Linked DNA regions of Homo sapiens: region 2 is linked to region 1. Evidence: chromatin loops called from intact Hi-C (ENCODE). Cell type or tissue: CD4-positive, alpha-beta T cell. All regions are shown on one strand. Each heading gives the region's core, and the rest is flanking DNA. Links, peaks and the distances in the headings are about the cores only. Region 1 overlaps LOC105371646 (a long non-coding RNA gene). Region 2 has its middle 13 kb from the start of NCF2.

Evidence for each region. Peaks named below come from ENCODE experiments on the same cell type or tissue, not always from the same donor. Only the 100,000 strongest peaks of a DNase experiment are listed, where the experiment ranks them.
Region 2: a loop joins it to region 1, with 2.0 times the contacts of the local background. A loop is called at or near these places in 2 of 110 quality-filtered maps.

Annotation. Positions count from the first base shown.
Region 1 is chr1:183,447,000-183,456,247 of GRCh38, forward strand. The region is part of intron 2 of LOC105371646 (a long non-coding RNA gene); the gene reads left to right. Among named protein-coding and RNA genes, the nearest start is that of SMG7-AS1, 20 kb to the right of the region's middle. In CD4-positive, alpha-beta T cell, for the core only: no CTCF peak of the experiment used is centred there; no DNase peak of the experiment used is centred there.
Region 2 is chr1:183,599,023-183,608,270 of GRCh38, forward strand. It overlaps a transcript of NCF2 not described here. Among named protein-coding and RNA genes, the nearest start is that of NCF2, 13 kb to the left of the region's middle. RefSeq lists enhancers at 368-867, 5,212-5,506, 5,658-5,747. In CD4-positive, alpha-beta T cell, for the core only: no CTCF peak of the experiment used is centred there; DNase peaks (open chromatin) are centred at 1,319, 5,399, 5,679 and 5,979; H3K27ac peaks cover 453 bases.

The DNA.
Region 1 (9,248 bases), core at 777-8,776:
TTTTACAGTTTGATAGGTGAAAATTATATGTGTGTGTGTGTGTGTGTGTGTGTGTGTGTGTGTGTTTATAATGCAGGAACCAAAGAGAGAAGTTGCAACTCAGGTAAGTAGAGTGGTGCTGAATTAAAATAATAAGTTTACCTTAGATAAAAAGTAATTTGAGATTTAAGTAGGTTACTTCAAAAAATTAAAGACGGCCAGGCACGGTGGCTCACGCCTGTAATCCCAGCACTTTGGGAGGCCCAGGCAGGTGGATTACAAGGTCAGCAGATCGAGACCATCCTGGCTAACACAGTGAAACCCCATCTCTACTAAAAATATAAAAAAATTAGCCAGGCGTGATGGCAGGCACCTGTAGTCCAAGCTACTCGGGAGGCTGAGGCCGGAGAATGGTGTGAACCCGGGAGGCGGAGCTTGCAGTGAGCCGAGATCGCGCCACTTCACTCCAGCCCAGGCGACAGAGCGAGACTCCGTCTCAACAACAACAACAACAAATTAAAGACACTTTCTACCAAGAAGGATTACACATACATAATTCTGACGGACACTTTTAGAAAAGGAGGAAAACCCATAATCTCCTGAGAGTTTTCTAGCTTCACAATTCTGTGATTTCTGTAATTCCATGGAATAAGAAAGTACTGAACAGTGAGAAGAATACTTTCATTACCGATCCATCCATGATCACAGTTTAGAAAATAAAGGGAAAACGTTTCTTTTGTAAATCACTAAATATAAATCAGGAGAAAAGAGGGAGACTACAGTTGTCTCCACTTCTGATTTACCTCAGCCTGCTAGTCTGGTGGCCACATCCAGGACCTTAAAATCAGCTGGAGCCATTCAACCTCCCAAATTTCAGATTCATGCCTCTTACCATTTGATCACAGCTTCTGGCCTTCCATCCACCTCATTTCATTATTGTCACCACATTTGTTCTCTCAATTGACTAGGCCTTTCCCCTTTCCTCTTTCTCCACCCAAGACTACCCACTTTTCTCCCCAGTGAGAAATTTAACTATATCACTATCCATCTTTGCTTCCTTCTTTCCTAACATAAACATGCACTATAAACTTAGATGTTTATGAAATACTTAATTTTTCTGTGAATAAATTCAACTTCAATTGCAAGCCTCCATCTTAACATATAATCTTGGCAAATTCTCTGCCTTTCTCTGGATTGTATCTACATTTTCAGAGTTTGGGGATTGTATTATGCAGTAGGGGGTGGACGGGGTTTCAGGGACCCCTGCCACACATACTGCAGCCACCTTCTCCTTGCACTGGCAGTCTGCAGATCACCATCATCAACCATCTGACTGTCAGAGCATGCTGGATGCTGCCAGGCTGTCAACTCCTTCAGGCCCTCAAGTGCACAGGAAGTCATTCCTCTGCTGCACTGCTGCATGAGGTTGGCTTGGGCCCATGCTCCTAGACATCACTCACATCACTCAGTCTTTCTTTGTCCTTTCATGAAAACAAACAAAATATTTCAAAGTATGAACAATAATATAAACCATCCACGTACTTATCACCCCAAATGAACTAATGTTACTGTCTTTTCATATTTCCATCAAAGTATTTTTTAAAGAAATAAAGATAAAGGTCAAGTCTCCCATATGTCCTTCCTAGCACAATTCCTTTACTTTCTTTACCCCCAGAGGTAATCACTATCATGAATTTGGTGCAAATCTGCTAGTCCATGTTGATATGCTTTTGTTTGACATAACTGTAGAAAAACACAATATCTTGTATTGTTTTTTAAAAGTATATGCACACAGTATCATATGGATATAATATGCTGCAACTTAATGTTGCAGTCAAAATATATCCATATATTGATATAAAGTCAGTCATTTTAATTTCTGTACTGTCTATCACAGAATGAATACATAACAGTTTCTTCCCATTCATTCATTCTTGGGTTGTTTCTAGTGTTTTGTTGATACAAACAAATATTGCAACAACTATCCCTTCCTATCCTTTTTCACTGTATAGTAGTCTCTCTCACAGTAAATGACATCACCAGGCACTGGGCCTAGGTGCTCCGCCAAAAACTTCAGTCATCCTTGAACCCCTTTCCTCACATCTCAAATCCCCATCAAGTTGTCTGTTTTGGCTTCAAAATATATTCTGGATCCAACCACTTCTCAACACTTTCAACCAATCCAAGTGACCAACATCACTTTCCTATGATTGCAATTGTTTTCTAATAATACTACACCCTACAGTCTCTTCTACACAGAACAGCCAGAGTGGCCTTTTAAGAATGCACTTTCGATCAATAGTATCTGACATGGTTTGGTCGTGTTCCCACCCAAATCTCATCTTGAATTATAACTCCCACAATTCCCATGTGTTGTGGAAGGAACTCGGTGGGAGGTGATTGGATGATGGGGGCGGGTCTTTCTTCCACTGTTCTCGTGATAGTGAATGAGTCTTACGAGATCTTATGGTTTTAGAAAACGGGAATTTCCCTGCACAAGCTCAGTCTTCTCTTGTCTGCTGCCATGTGAGATGTGACTTTCATTTTCTGCCATGACTGTGAGGCCTCCCCAGCCACGTGGAAGTGTAAGTCCAATAAACCTTTCTTTTGTAAATTGCCCAGTCTCAGGTATGTCTTTATCAGCAGTGTAAAAACGGACTAATACGGTATGCCTGCGCAAAACCCTCCAATGGCTTCTCGTTCCGCCAAAAAGTCCAAACTCCTTACCTTGGCCTGAAGGCCTTATGTGATGTAGCCTTTGCCTATCTTCCAGATTCATCTCTTGCCACTTTCCAGTCACTAACTCCACTCCACCTCATGGGCCTTCTTCCTTTCTTCCAGTGTTTCAAGCACATTTCTGCCATTCCTTCTTGCCTGAAGTGCACTTTCCTTAGAACATAAACACAGATCTTGTTCCCTCACTTCTCTAAGTTTCCTCAAATTCACCTCAGGGAGGCCCTCCCTGTCCATCTTACCTAAAATAGTACTTCCAGCCCCTATCCCTTTACCCTGCCTGACGTGATATATGTGTTTATTCATAAGTTTGTCTCAACTTCATGAGAACAGTCTTGTTCATCATTTTATTCCCATAGCCTCGTATAATGCTGGTTTATATAGGAACTTGATAAATATTTATTCAATAAATACATGAATAAATGTTTCCTTATATGTGTTTTCAACCTTTTTTTCTAAATTATAGACGTTTCTGGATCATTAGAATGTTTGCATTTTCAACTAGGCAACGTATTTCCAAATTGCTCTCCTAAGTAGTTGTATCAATTTACATCTCAACAGAAAGTAAGATTTTTTTCATTTCCCTGTATCCTTGCCAACACATGACATTGCCAGACTTAGAGTCACCAATCTCATGGATGTTTTGATTTGTATTTATCTGATTACTAGAGTGAGGTTGAGCATATTTTTTTTTACTTCATTTTCTATTAGATTATCTTTCTCTTATTTACAAAAGTAATATATGTTTTCTGAATACTAATCTTTTGTTTAATATATGTTACAATTATCTTCTCCCAGACTGTGGCATTCCTTTTAATTTTGTTTATGGGATATTTTATCAAACAGAGGTACTAAATTTGGAGTGTTCAAATTTATTAGGTTTTTCCTTCATAATTTGTGCTTTTGATGTTACATTTAAGTAATCCTTCCTTCCCCTGTGATCATGAAGTGTGTTCTCCTATAATTTCTTCTAATAGTTATGAAGTTTTTACTTTGTTCCAGGTTTAGATCTTTTCCATCTGGAATTCAGTTTATACCAGAGGCTCCCAAACTGTAGTGGGGGGATACCTGTAGAGTCCCCAAGACCCTTTCAGGAGCCCTAGAAAGTCAAAACTATTTTCATAATCATACTAAAATGTTATTTGTCTTTTTTGCTCTCATTCTTTCATGAACAGTGGAGTCTTCCAGAGGCTACACAACATATAATGATGTCATCACTCTGATGCCTAATAGAATGTGTGCTTATCTGTTAATGTGTTTTACAGATTTCTCAGTTTTAATTTCTAATATGATATTGACAGATATAACCCACATAAACAAAAGCTCTATGGGACCTTCAGTAATTTTTAAGAGTATAGGCTGAGCGCAGTGGCTCATGCCTGTAATCCCAGCACTTTGGGAGGCTGAGTTGGGTGGATCACCTGAGGTCAGGAGTTCGAGACCAGCCTGACCAACATGGAGAAACCCCATCTCTACTAAAAATACAAAATTAGCCAGGTGTGGTGGCGCATGACTGCAATCCCAGCTTCTCAGAAGGCTGAGGCAGGAGAGTCACTTGAACCCAGGAGGCAGAGGTTGCAGTGAGCTGAGATCACTCCATTGCACTCCAGCCTGGGCAACAGAGCGAAACTCTGTCTCAAAAAAAGAGTATAAAGAAGTCCTGAGACCCAAAAGCTTGAGAATTGCTGGTATAAGGTATAAGAAAGGGATCTAATATTTTTTTCTTTTTTTTAGTATAGAAAGTCAGTATTCCCCAAACCCACTAGGTTTATAATGTTTCCTCTATCATATGTCAAGGTCTCATATTTACATGTGTCTACCTCAGAGCTTTTCTTCATATTACAACCACTGTACTATTTAATTACTACAGTTCTACAAGGAACCTTCCTTTCTGGAAAGGCAAATTACACTTTCTTAATTTTTTTAGAATTGTCTTGGCTCTTCTTAAAACTATTCTTTCTATAAGTAACTTTAGAATCAGCTTGTCAAGTTCCACAAAAAAATGTTGTTAAGAATTTGATTGAAATTGCACTGAATTGTGGAGAATCATACTTCTTATAGCATTGATTTTCTGTTCTGTGAATTTAGTATTACATATTACATATTTTTTATTACAATCTCTTTTTTGCCCTTTGCTATTTATAACATTTTTCATAAAGGTTTTGCACACTTGTGTTAGATTTGTTCCTAAGTATCTTATTATTTCTGTTGCAAGTATAAATGTGATCTTTTCCTCTCATTACATAGGTGTATGGATTTCCTATTACTTAGGTATATAGGATTGCTATTGATTTTTCACATCGATCATGCATTTAACCATACTCAACACTTAGTCATTCTAATTTTTTTTCCTATAGAGCCTCTTGGAGTTTCTGGCTAAGAAATGATGCTGTGCACACATATTTTTATTCTTCTTTGCTAATCACTGAATACCTCTTTTTCTCTTTTCATAAATACAGGGACTAGAACTTGTAGTATGATGTTTAATTATAGAGGTTTCAGCAGGCTTGCTATATTCTTGACTCTATAGGAATCCTTCTATAGTCTCATAATTAAATACGTTATAGATGCTTCATATATACCCTCATGAAGTTAATATTTCTAGTTAATTAAGACATTTTGTTTTAAATTATAGTTCTTAAATTTTTAATGCTTTGTTTGTATCCATTGAGATGAGCATATGGGTCTTCACCTTAATCTGGTAATAAGGTAGATTACAGATAGATTTTAAAATCATAATACCATCTTTACATTTGGGGCAAATTTTAGTTGTACCTGATGTATTATTTTGTATACTTTGTTGGATTTGATTTCATAATTATTTTATTTAGGATTTTCGTGTCAATGTTAAAAAGTGAGATTCATCTGTAATTTTCTTTGTCTATAGAGTTGTCCTATTTTGGTATCAAGATTATATTAACTTTGTAAAAGAAACCGGGTAGCCTTTACTCTTCTTGTCTAAAATAGTTTGTGCGAGTTAGTATAGTCTGTTCCATGAAATTTGATAAAATTCACCTGTAAAACCATCTGGCCTGGCTTCTTTGGCAAGGGATGGAAGGATGACTGGGAGGAGACTATTGGGAGACTTTTGACTATTGATCTATTATCTTTATGATGCTTGATTTATTCAGATTTTATATTTCTTCTAGAGTTAACTCTTAAATTTATATTTTTCTGGTAAGTTGTGGATTTCACCTCAGTTTTCAATTTACTGACATAAGATCACACAATATTACAAAATTTCTGGCATAACCAGTATTTTTAATTTCTACTCTACTATATATATATCTATATTCTTCTTTGAATTCCTCATATTGCTTATTTATGCTATCTTCTTTTCAATGTGGCTTGTTAAAGGTTTATTTATTTTATTGGTTTCCTCAAAGAACCCACTTTTGAATTTCTTAATCAATTTTACTTTTTTTTTCTTTCTTTTTTTTTTTTTTTTTAGAGATAGAGTCTTGCTCTGTCACCCAGGCTGGAGTACAGTGGCACAATCTTGGCTCACTGCAACCTCCACCTCCCGGGTTCAAGTGATTCTCCTGCCTCAGCCTCCCAAGCATCTGGGACTACAGGCGTGCACCACCACACCCAGCTAATTTTTTTGTATTTTTAGTAGAGATGGGGTTTCACCATGTTGGTCAGGCTGGTCTTGAACTCCTGACCTCAAATGATGCGCCCAGCTCGGCATCCCATAGTGCTGGGATTACAGGCGTGAGCTACCATGCCCGGCCTTTTTTTGTTTTTTGAAATGACTCTGTTCATTTTCCAGATTCTAGGGGTAGGTGTTTGCTCATTTACTTGAAATCATTTTTAATAAATGCATTTCATACCATACATTTCTTTCAAATGACTGAGTTACTTGCATTATACAAGTTGTTCCATGCAGTATTTTCTTTGTTACCCTTTTCTAAATGGTTTTTATTTTTAAGTCATGAGTTATTTATGAGTCTGTCATTAAGTTTCAAACTTAGTAAAATTGATTTCTAACTTTACTAAATTTTGGTCAGAGAATATAGTCTGTACTGTGGTGATTTTTGAAATAGCTGGCCTGGTATGTGCTCAAATTATATAAATGTTTAATGTGTGTTTGAAAAGAATATCTATTTGTTGGGTGGAGGGTTTTTACCTATGTATATAGATAGATATTACAGAAATCTTTCATTTCCTGGAGATGATCCATTCCCACTGAAATAGAAATCCAGATTTTAAACTGACTTTAAAATAAATACATTCAATAAGATAAAGAAATAAAAAAGAATCAAAGGTTAAGAAACAAACACAAAAGACATGAATAAAGTAAAGATAAATGTGAAAAATAATTACATAGGAAAATGGAGGCCAGGCATGGTGGCTCATGCCTGTAATCCTAACACTTTGGGAGGCAGAGGCAGAAGGACTGCTTGAGCCCAGGTGTTCGAGACCAGCCTGGGCAATATAGGGAGACCCCGTCCCTACAAAAAATTTTTAAAAAATTAGCCAGGCATGGTGGCATGCATCTGTAGTCCCAGCTATTCAGGGGGCTGAGGTAGGAGGACTGCTTGAGCTGGGAGTTTGAGACAAACTCTAAACTGCTCAGAGAAACAATTATTGAATAGTGAAAGTAAAGAAATGACCCAAAATTCAGCATGATATCAAAGAAAAGACATATTGTGGCAGTTTCAAATCATGGCCACAAATTCTTTGATACTCCTCCCATTAAGAGGTGGGTCTAGTTCCCACATTCCCAAACCGGGTGAGCTTGTGACTAAGTAAAGGTGGAAATGACATTATATATGACTTGTGAGGCTAGGCAATAAAATTTCATGCATTCCACCTTGTTTGCCAAAACACTCACTATTGGAGCCCTGGGCTACCATGTAAGAAGTCTGACTACCCTGAGGCCACTATGATGTGAGGAAACCGAAACCACATGGAGAAGTCATGTGTAGGCATTCCAATCTACAGTCCCAGCAGAGTGCCACCTCTGTCCCTCTAGCCCAGAGGCAGGTGAGTAAAAAATCCTCCAGTCATTCAAGTGACCACCCACTGTTCAAGTCTTCTCATCTGACACCCTGGATATCCTGAAATAGAGTCAAGCTATCCCTGATGTACCTGTTTCAAATATCTATGGTGCAGAATCTGTGAGCATAATACAATATTAATAGTTATTGCTTCTTGGCACTATGTTTTAGAGTGGTGTGTTTGTTACATAGCAATATATAGACAGAACACACGAAGGATGCATCTAATAGTAATTTCAGAAAGGGAATAAAATGAATGCTGGAAATAATATTTGTAGAGATGATACAGAGAATTTTTAAAAAGTGAAGTTGCATATTAAGTGCAAAATAATGAAAACAAATTCATACTTCGATGTACTGTAGTGAAGACACCTAACATTAAGGATAAAGGGCAAATTTTAAAAGCCACCCCAAAGAGAAAACACAGATAACCCATAAAAGAATGACAATTAGGCTGGGCGTGGTGGCTCATGCCTGTAATCCTAGCACTTTGGGAGGCTGAGGCGGGAGGATCATGAGGTCAGGAGTTTGAGACCAGCCTGGCCAACATGGTGAAACCCCGTCTCTACTTAAAATACAAAAATTAGTCGGGCATGGTGGCGGGCGCCTGTAATCCCAGCTACTCGGAAGGCTGAGGGAGGAGAATTGGTTGAACCCAGGAGGCGGAGGTTGCAGTGAGCCGAGATTGCACCACTGCACTCCAGCCTGGGTGACAGAGCAAGACTCCATCTCAAAAAAAAAAATGACAATTAGACACCAAACTTCTCATTAGCAGCAATAGAAACGAGAAGCCAATGCAATAATATCACCAAAGGACTGAGATGAAAATAATTGGCAACATAGGTTTCTATATCCAGCTAAGTGACAATTCAAGAATAATGAAATAGAAAACTTTTCTTTAAAACTGACTTTAACAAGCATACATTTTTATTGAAAGAGCTACTAAAAGATGCATTGTAGCAAGAAGAAAAGTGAATTCAGAATGAAAGCATCGTATTAAAGAAACAAATGGTAAAAACAAAAATTGATAAATTATGTTAAGTCAAATTACACATTGATTTTATAGTAACAGTTTTATGTTCTGATAAATATGGAACTAAAATTCTAGATAACAATGACTCCCAATACATTAGGTAGATAAAGCAGTCTTGGGGCTGGAGGATAACTGACTTTAAAAAACTTTAGAAATCCGCTGGGCGCGGTGGCTCACGCCTGTAATTCCAGCACTTTGGGAGGCCGAGGCGGGCGGATCACGAAGTCAGGAGGTCAGGAGATCGAGACCATCCTGGCTAACACGGTGGGACCCCGTCTCTACTAAAAATACAAAAAATCAGCCGGGCGTGGTGGTGGGAGCCTGTAGTCCCAGCTACTTAGGAGGCTGAGGCAGGAGAATGGCGTGAAACCTGGAGGCGGAGCTTGCAGTGAGCTAAGATGGCGCCACTGCACTCCGTCCTGGGCGACAGAGTGAGACTCCATCTCAACAACAACAACAACAACAAAAACTTTAGAAATCGTTAGGAAAATAAATGGTTA
Region 2 (9,248 bases), core at 696-8,695, 150 kb after region 1:
ACAAACCAAAAGGAAGCTATTACATTTAGGAACTAGCATGAGTTTACTCAAAATAAGTCAGGTCAAAACAAACTCTTGACCAGGTACAGCGGCTCATGCCTGTAATCCCAGCACTTTAGGAGACTGAAGTGGGAGGATTTACTTGAAGTCAGGAGTTTGAGACCACCCTGGGAAACATAGCAAGATCCCATCTCTACTAGAAAAAAAAATTAGCTGGGTGTCAAGGTGAGCACCTGTAGTCCTATCTAATCAGGAGTTTGAGGCAGGAGGATTGCTTGAGCCCAGGAGTTTGAGGCTGCAGTGAACTATGATTGCACCTCTGTACTCCAGCCTGTAGACAGAGACCTTGTCTCTAAAAACAAAACAAAACCAAACCTCTTTTTCTTTCTTTCTTTCTTTCCTTCTTTCTTTCTTTCTTTCTTTCTTTCTTTCTTTCTTTCTTTCTTTCTTTCTTTCTTTCTCTTTTCTTTCTTTCTCTTTTCTTCCTTCCTTCCTTCTTTCTCTCTCTTTCTTTCTTTCTTTCCTTCTTTCTTTCTTTCTTTCTTTTGAGATGGAGTCTCGCTGTGTCACCCAGGCTGGAATGCAGTGGCACTATCTCTGCTCACTGCAACCTCCACCTCCCGGGTTCAAGCAATTCTCCTGCCTCAGCCTCCCAAGTAGCTGGGATTACAGGCGAGCACCACCACGCCTGGCTAATTTTTTGTATTTTTAGTAGAGACAGGGCTTCTCCATGTTGGCCAGGCTGGTCTCAAACTCCTGACCTCAGGTGAAACGCCCACCTCAGCCTCCCAAAATGCTGGGATTACAGGTGTGAGCCACCGTACCCTGCCCTCTTTTTCTTTTTTTGAGAGGATTTTCCTGGTAGGTGAATTGGGAAGGTGCCATCTACCAATATCAGTAAGATATTTGGCCAAGATATTCCTTAGACAATTTACTTGGCTAAATATTATGTTCACTGAATCTTCTTAACATATTAATGTCACCTTGTGCTTTTAACCTTTCTATAAACACCTTGAATCAGATTCACAAATAGCTCAAAGTTTGGAGAGAGAGTATCAACATGTACATCAGAATTAAAATATTTCTTGACTCATATAGATTCACAAAAGCTCCAAATGGAGTTTGATAAAGACAAATGTAAAGATCGGCTCCTAAGTTTAAAAACCCAACTGCCCAAACATCGGAAGATGACAATTCTTGACAATTCTTAAAAGCAGTCCATCAGAAGAAGGCCTAGCCATTTGGATTGACTGCAAGCTCAGTATGAGTCAACAAAATCATGTGGTTGCCAAAACAGCTAATGCAATCTTAGGCTGCATTAACAGAAGTGCACCCAACTCTTGTGTCAGATGGTTCTTGACTCAACAACCTGCCCTAGCCAGAGACATGGGTAATCTCTCTATTGGCCAGAGCAGGAAACTGGCACCATTCCCCAATTCAAAACAAGCTCTCAAAGATTGTCTTCTGTTCATAGCAACTATTATCTGTCATCCAGGGCTCTCGTTCTGAACTGACCAGTGTTCCCATCCATTTCCCCAGAACTCTTGGCTCAGATTAGAAGACATTGTCTAGAAAGTCTTTATTTCAGTCTTTTTTTTTTCATCTGGTCACAGTTCAACTACCAACGCAGACATGGCTTGCACATTCTCCACCAAGAGACACAGGCTCTTCACTCTGGGGCTTAGACTCTTTTCTGGGTTTCAGGACAGTCAGCAACATGGCCTTCATCAGCAGATCATCTGACAGAAGAGCCTCCCAGAATGATGGGTTCCTTCACTTCCTTCTCAGCACTAGGGTTGGGCTTAGCTTGTCCAGGACTTTCACCTACTTGAGAGGTTGACAGCACACACCAGGGCCATCATCCCACTGACCGCATCAGAGCTGTGGTTCCCCATGCAGGGATATATACCATCAAGAGCTTGCGAGATCATTTGAGGCACTACATGGACACACATTTTTATCATAATATTTATTGTTTTACTTTAGTTCCTTAATTTTTTTGGAAAAAGAATATATTCACATGGTTCAAAAATTAACAAATACAAAAAATTTTCCTCCTCTCAGTGTCAAACTCTTCCTGCCCATCAGAAACCACTTTTATTAGTTTCTTGGTATTCTTCCCTCAGAGAAGATTTTAAGCATATGCAAATGCAGACCCTCTGTCCCCTCCTCTTCTACGCACATATCATTAGAGGTAAAGTTCTGCTTCTCACTCTTTAACAACAGTCTCTTATCAGTACATAGAAAGCTTCCTCATTCTTTGTTTATGGCTGTGTAATTTTCTGTCGTATAATGAGTGCCCCATTTTCCAATTCCAATACAGTGTCTCCAATTGTATACTATCATCATATTGTGAGGAATGTTCTTGTATATACATCATTTCACACGTCTGTAAACATATTTATAGGATAAACTTATAGAATTAGAATATCTGAGTCACAGTGTTTATTTATTCTAATGTGCATTTTTTTAAAAGTATAACTAGCACACCAAATCCACAATTTCATTATTAGCATTTTTTATAATGAGGGTAGGTTTTAAAATGGTGAATCAGGCTGAGCACGGTGTGTCATGCCTGTAATCCCAGCACTTTGGGAGGTTGAGGCGGGTGGGTCACGAGGTCAGAAGATCAAGACCATCCTGCCTAACACGGTGAAACCCCGTCTCTACTAAAAATACAAAAAAATTAGCTGGGCATGGCGGCGGGCACCTGTAGTCTCACCTACTCTGGAGGCTGAGGCAGAAGAATGGCGTGAACCCAGGAGGCGGAGCTTGCAGTGAGCCAGGATCGTGCCATTGCACTCCAGACTGGGCGACAGAGAGAGATCTGTCTCAAAAAAAAAAAAAAAAATTATGAATCAGTGAGAGAGAAATATTAAGCAAATCTCAGCATTGGTGGTTTGAAAATATGGCTAAAAATTATGAAAGTAGTAAGTAAAGGGCTGGAGTTTGAGAAACACTGACCTAGAACAGAATTATCACATTCCCTACCAGAAGCTCCTAAAGTCTGTATTTCTTACAGGGTTCAAAGTTGTCATAGGTAGGGTACCGGGAAAGAGAGAGCTTTGAGTTAAGGGATTTGGGTTTGAATCTTGATTTTCCTCTAGCTGGCTGTGAGTCTTGCAGCCTCATTTTTCTTATGTGGAAAGGTGTGTTGCTTGGTGGCTATTATAATTCAGCCAGTCTGAGTGAATTTGGGGAAGAAAGAGAAGTCAGAATCTTTGTTCTGGCTAGCACCTTTCCCTTTCAACATGCCTTCTCCATAAACACATTTATGATGGCAGCCTGAAATTAAGCCAGATACAGTATATAATCATGTGTGTGACCTGTGCAGTCACACAGGGGCCCATGCTTAGAAAGTCCCCACCCTTGCTTTCTTTGCTGTCACCATCTTAAAATTCTTAATAATTCAGAATAAGAGGCCCATATTTTCATTTTGCATGGAGACCCTGCAAATTCTGTAAGCACTCACACATGGCCTCCTCCCTCCTATCATCCACCTCCACCTACCAACTGCCTCCTATTGCTCTTGAAGGTTACTGCTGTGTGAAGCCTCCCACCCTTGGGGCCATCTAAGGAAGCTAAAGCTTGGTCACTTCTGCTGTGGTCTGGAGTCCCCTCTGCTGACACCATCTGTCCCAGTGCTATCTCTCTCATGGCCTTCTCTATAGGATGCTCTCAATGTCACTCAGGAGAGTGGCTTTGGGAGGCTAGTACCAACTTCCCCTGGGTATTCTGGGGGGTCTTCACTGATCAGAGCCTGGGTCTGGAGGCACCTTGGTGATGTTTTTCCCCATTAGGCCCCTGAGCTCTATGGAAGCACTTAACTGCCTGTTCCCCGCTTATTCTGTGTTTAGACCAAGGAAGCAACATGCCTGGGGTCTGAAATCCTGGATTCAAATCCTGACTGTGTTTTGTGCTACCCGAGTGAACTTTCACAAGTCCCTCCAATTCTCAAAAGCTTCAGTTTCCTCATCTGCAAAGTGATTATAGAGCAATGCCTAACTTGCTGGTTTATTGTGAGACTGAAATTTATGACAGAAAAATGAGCATAGCCTTTGTTTGTTTCATGGGGTGTTAGTCCTCTGTCCTGACATTCCCACCTCCTACTCCAGGCTGACTTGAGCGAAGGGTTCATAGAGTGCTGGGTACCACCTCCTCAGCTGGCCTGTGGACACTCAATTCCACCTCTGTCCAAACTCCAAGCAGTTTTCTCTCAGCTGCAGTTTGCTCTGTAGCCATTTCATCCTTAGAATTCCTAGCACGCAAAAGGTTTGCAGAATAGTTCATCACACTGCAGTACTATTAAAGCCATATAGTTCATGACATAGTCCAGGGTCATTAAATGCTGTGGAAGTCCCCTTTCACACAGAACACTGGACTTTCTACTTTAGAATTGATTGTCATTTGTCACTAAACAGTTTCTCATACTTCTCCGCCTCCCTGTTTGGATTGTCTGCTTAGTACAATCTGCTTAGTAAGTGGACATCTCTTTTTTTTTTAATGGAGTTTTGCTCTTGTTGCCCAGGCTCGAGTGCAACAGCATGATCTCGGCTCACTGCAACCTCTGCCTCCCAGGTTCAGGCGATTCTCCTGCCTCAGCCTCCCAAGTAGCTAGGAGTACAGACAGGCACCTGCCACCACGCCCGGCTAATTTTTGTATTTTTAGTAGAGACGGGGTTTTACCACGTTGGCCAGGCTGGTCTCGAACTTCTAACCTCAGGTGATCCGCCCGCCTTGGCCTCCCAAAGGGCTGGGATTACAGGCGTGAGCCAACGCACCCAGCTGTGGACATCTCTTTATTATATCCACTGCTTTTCCAGATTCTCTCTTGCTCTCTCCTTCCACTTCTGTCCGCTGGGACGTAGAATGGTGGAAGGAAGATGGGGGAGAGGTGTCCTGAATTCTAGAGAAGTGGTTTCTAGCAGAGCAAAGAAACATACAAGAAGCTATTGCAATATTTCAGGCAAGAAATAATGCTAAGGCAGCCACAGGAAGAGAGGATGGATGTGGATAAATGCCAAATACAATGTGGCATTTCACATGGAGACAAAGGAGAGTGACTGGGAGGCTGGTGACACCCGTGACTGCCACAGGAAATGGAGTGGTAACCTCATCCACCCCTACACTTTCATACAAGTGACTCTCAAGGCATGCTTCTGGCCATATTGTCTCCCGAGAGCAGAAATCTGAAGACAACTGATATGGCCTTTAATAAATGGGGACTGAACTTTGGGGAGGCCCTAATTAAAGACAGCTGGAGCCCTGGGGAAAAGGAGCCAGTGGAGACTGTGGGAAAATGTCAGAGAGGCAGGAGGAAGGTGAGACCACTGCGGTCAGCCACATCTGACTCAGCTCTTCAAGGAGGGAGGTGGACGGTGCGGAGAGCTGCTGGAGGGGAGGGGAAGCTGAAGACCATGATGACGTCATGGCCGAGCTGGGGCAGTGGGCAGAGGAGGCGGAAGTCAGGTTGTGAAGAGCTGAGGAGATAGTGGGGGCTGAGAGGATAGAAGGGCTGGATGCTCTCCCTGAACTGTGAAAAGGAAGAAATCATGCTGCCCACAGGTGGAGTAGCCCAGGAGAAGGGCAACCCTGGGTCTGCAGCCCCCGCCCCTCTGCCTCTGTGTCTTCCTCACACTGGGCTCCCAAGCCTGTGTAGGCTTGAGTCTTTCTGAAACTTTGGTCAGTCTGTGGTAACACCTTTCCCATGATGAAACATGTTTTTTCTTCCCCTTTCTGCATCTTCATTAGTTGCCTTCCTCCTAAACAGAACTCGGCAGCTAAATTAGGCCAAAACCCCAACTCATTTCCAACAAAGTTCACCAAATAAGCTGAGAAATCTCTACGGCCTCACAGGAGTCAGTGTCAAGTCACAGGGACTCAGGGGCTCTTCAGACCCCAGCTGCACGGAGCCGAGGTCTGAGGTAAAGAAGCAGCCATGTTCCACATGCACTTCCCCTCTTCCGGACACAGAAGTTAGGATGTAGGACGTGCCTCAAAGGCAGTGTGGATGTGGAGAGGAAGTGATGGCTGCAGCCAACCAGCGTTAAGTCCTCCCCAAATAGGTGTGCGGAAGTGGGAAGGGCACACGTCTACCCATGTTCTCTCTTTACTTTAGAGAAGGCTGGGGAACAGAAGGCTGAAACCAACTGTGTGCAGAGTTCTCAGGCCTCTGCCAAAAATGAGCAGGACCTGCCCGACACCTTCTCCGCTACAACCTCTTTTTCTACTGTCACTGCCCATTGTCATGGTGGCTCCCCAAAGGTGAGCCTGAGTCCATATTTGCAAGCTTTGCCCTGAAGACAATTATATATCTGATTGCTGTGGCTGCAGAGGCTTAGAATCCTTCAGGGGCAGGAGAGGTCCTGGCAGTAACAGTTATTCTCTATAAGTTCTTATGTGCCAAGAAAGCTCTGAAGTGCTTGATATGCATCATTTCATTTGTTCCTTACCCAAATCCATTGATAGTAAAAGAAGCTAATTCTTAGGTTAAGTATTAATCACTTGTTTAAGGTTACAGACCTCATAAATGATGAGGATTAAACCCAGGTTTGTCTGACTCTAAAGCCAATCTGTGCTCTGTAGAGAAGAGGGAAAGAGAAATTGCCACCTCCCCAGCATTTCATTGAATCTAAATACATTTTATTTTTTTCTTTCCTGGAATCCAAAGCATGTCAAAGACATTTCAGCCATAAACCTGGTTATTTTTTCCTATTAAGAACAAACATGATGGGCCAGGCACAGTGAGTGGCTGACCCGTGTAATCCCAGCACTTTGGGAGGCCAAGGCAGGCAGATCACTTGGGCTCAGGAGTTCAAGACCAGCCTGGGCAACATGATGAAACCCCGTCTTTACAAAAAAATACAAAAATTAGCCGGATGCAATGGCATGTGCCTGTAGTTACAGCTACTCAGGGGGCTGTGGCAGGAGGATCACCTGAGCCTTGGGAAGTTGAGGCTGCAGTGAGCCGTGGTGATCCTGCCACTGTACTCCACCCTGGGCGACAGAGACCTTGTCTTGAAAAGCAAACAAGCAAACAAACAATAAAAGCAGAGATGCTATTCTGCCTAGGGCAGGGAATGACTTGGCCCTTAGAAGTGTTCTAAAATTCTGATCCATGACCTGATAGACCCAAACCCTTCTACTGACACAAGTACAAAAGCTGTCATTTCTTGAGGGTAGCAGGGACTAAGGCCAGAACTTGGCAACTGGGGAAGAGGTTGGGAGCAGGAGAAGTCAGCATGAGAGCCTGCTAGGGCACATTGTATCTTGAGGGACTTCATACTTGAATTCACAGCCTTGCCTCCTAACATTTAAAAGTTTAAATAAACTAGAAATGTTTCCTTACCATGGGGACCAAAACAAGTTTCTGTAAAGGTAAATACATGTAAAAATAAATACAAAATAGCCATGGATATGAAAGCATGGTTAAGGAAAGCATGGATATGAAAGCCATGAAAGCATGGATAAGGAGGGACTCCTTTTAAAAATGTCCAAGACATTTGGAATTTGGAGTTCCTGGCATGGTGCTGTGTTTTTCCTGTTTGAGCTGTGGTGCTGGCCTCCTAAGAGCTCACCCCATTGCCTCAGCCTCAAAGGTGCTGGCTGAAGGGAGCTGGGCCTGTAGCTCCATCCATGCTGTCAGTGAGCTCCCTGGACCTAACTGCCTTTTCAAATCCCATAGGGCCACCTGCACGTTCCCAGATTTCTTCCCTGGCTTGGGCTGGGACATCTTGACAGAAAGGTAGGCAGCGGGGGGCAGGTGTGCCTAGCACTTTGGGAGGCTGTAATCTCAGCACTTTGGGAGGCTGAGGCAGGAGGATCACTTCAGCCCAGGAGTTCGAGACCAGCCTGAGCAACAAAATGAGACCCTGTCTCTACAAATAAAAAATTAAAAAAATTAGCCCAGTGTGGTGGCACACACCTGTAGTCTCAGTTACTTGGGAGGCTGAGGTAGGAGGATCTTGTAAGCCAGGGAGGTTGACGTTGCAGTGAGCCATGATTGTGGCACTACACTCCAGCCTGGGCTACAGAGTGAGACCCTGTCTAAAACAAACAAATAAAAGACAAAAGAAAATCTAGGCAGAGGATCTGATTGTCCTGCTCTTTAATAGTAGGACTGGAGTTTGGTGCCTTCTAGCTTTCCCGAGATTATTTGTGAAACTACAAATAAAGTCCTGCTAATGTAATTTGCCAAAGCCACATAGAGACACTCAACTACTTAGATTTTCTCTGCCTGAGGAAGAAGCAGATGAATCTTGGCACCCTGGGACTTTCATTTTAACTCTCTGGAAAAAATCTGTGTCATCTGCTGATGTTCCCACTGAGCTGTTTTCAGATTCTAGGTTCTAGAGCAAACTGGGTACCAGCTGGACACCCAGACACACAGTGGGGTTGGCCTACCGGGCCTGAGGAAGAGCACCGCACAGTTCACAAACAGGAAATGTCCTTTTGCAGAGGACTTTGGTTTTTTTTCAAGATAGAGTTCTGAGGAAGAAAAAAATGTGTTTAGTTGACCATGAAGTAGCTTTAAATATCAGATACTACCTACTCAATTCAGGTAACTAATTAACAAATTGGCTCTTTGTTATATCTTTAGGCCAAATGGTCATGCTTTTAAGTTTAGCAATTCAAGGTCTAGCAATTCCTTCATTTTGTTTATGCAAAATTCAAAATGCTGTATCTGTGAATTAATTATTAATATTAATATCTTCTAAACTACATTGTGATCATTTTCTCATCAGTCCTTATTCTCACTGTTGTTTTAACTAAGAAAAGGAAAAGGAGAACTGAAATCTAGGGTTGATGGCAAACTTAGTTAAGTCTTCAAATCATTACAAAGCACCAATTCACATTTGGCAGTGGTCTCTTGAGCAAAGACTAGGATGTGATCCTTGCCCTGAAAAATCTTATATGTAATTCAGGATTATATAGAAGGGCTTGGGTAAAACCTTCAGGGAACAGTGCTAGGCCAAATGAAAATACAGTAGTTGGCTGGGCACGGTGGCTCATGCGTGTAATCTTAGCACTTTGGGAGGCTGAGGCAGGTAGATCACCTGAAGTCAGGAGTTCGAGACCAGCCTGGCCAACATGGTGAAACTCTGTCTCTACTAAAAATACAAAAATTAGCCAGGCTGGTGGTGGGCATCTGTAATCCCAGCTACTTGGGAGGCTGAGGCAGGAGAATTGCTTGAGCCTGGGAGGCAGAGGTTGCAGTGAGCTGAGATCAGGCCACTGCACTCCAGCCT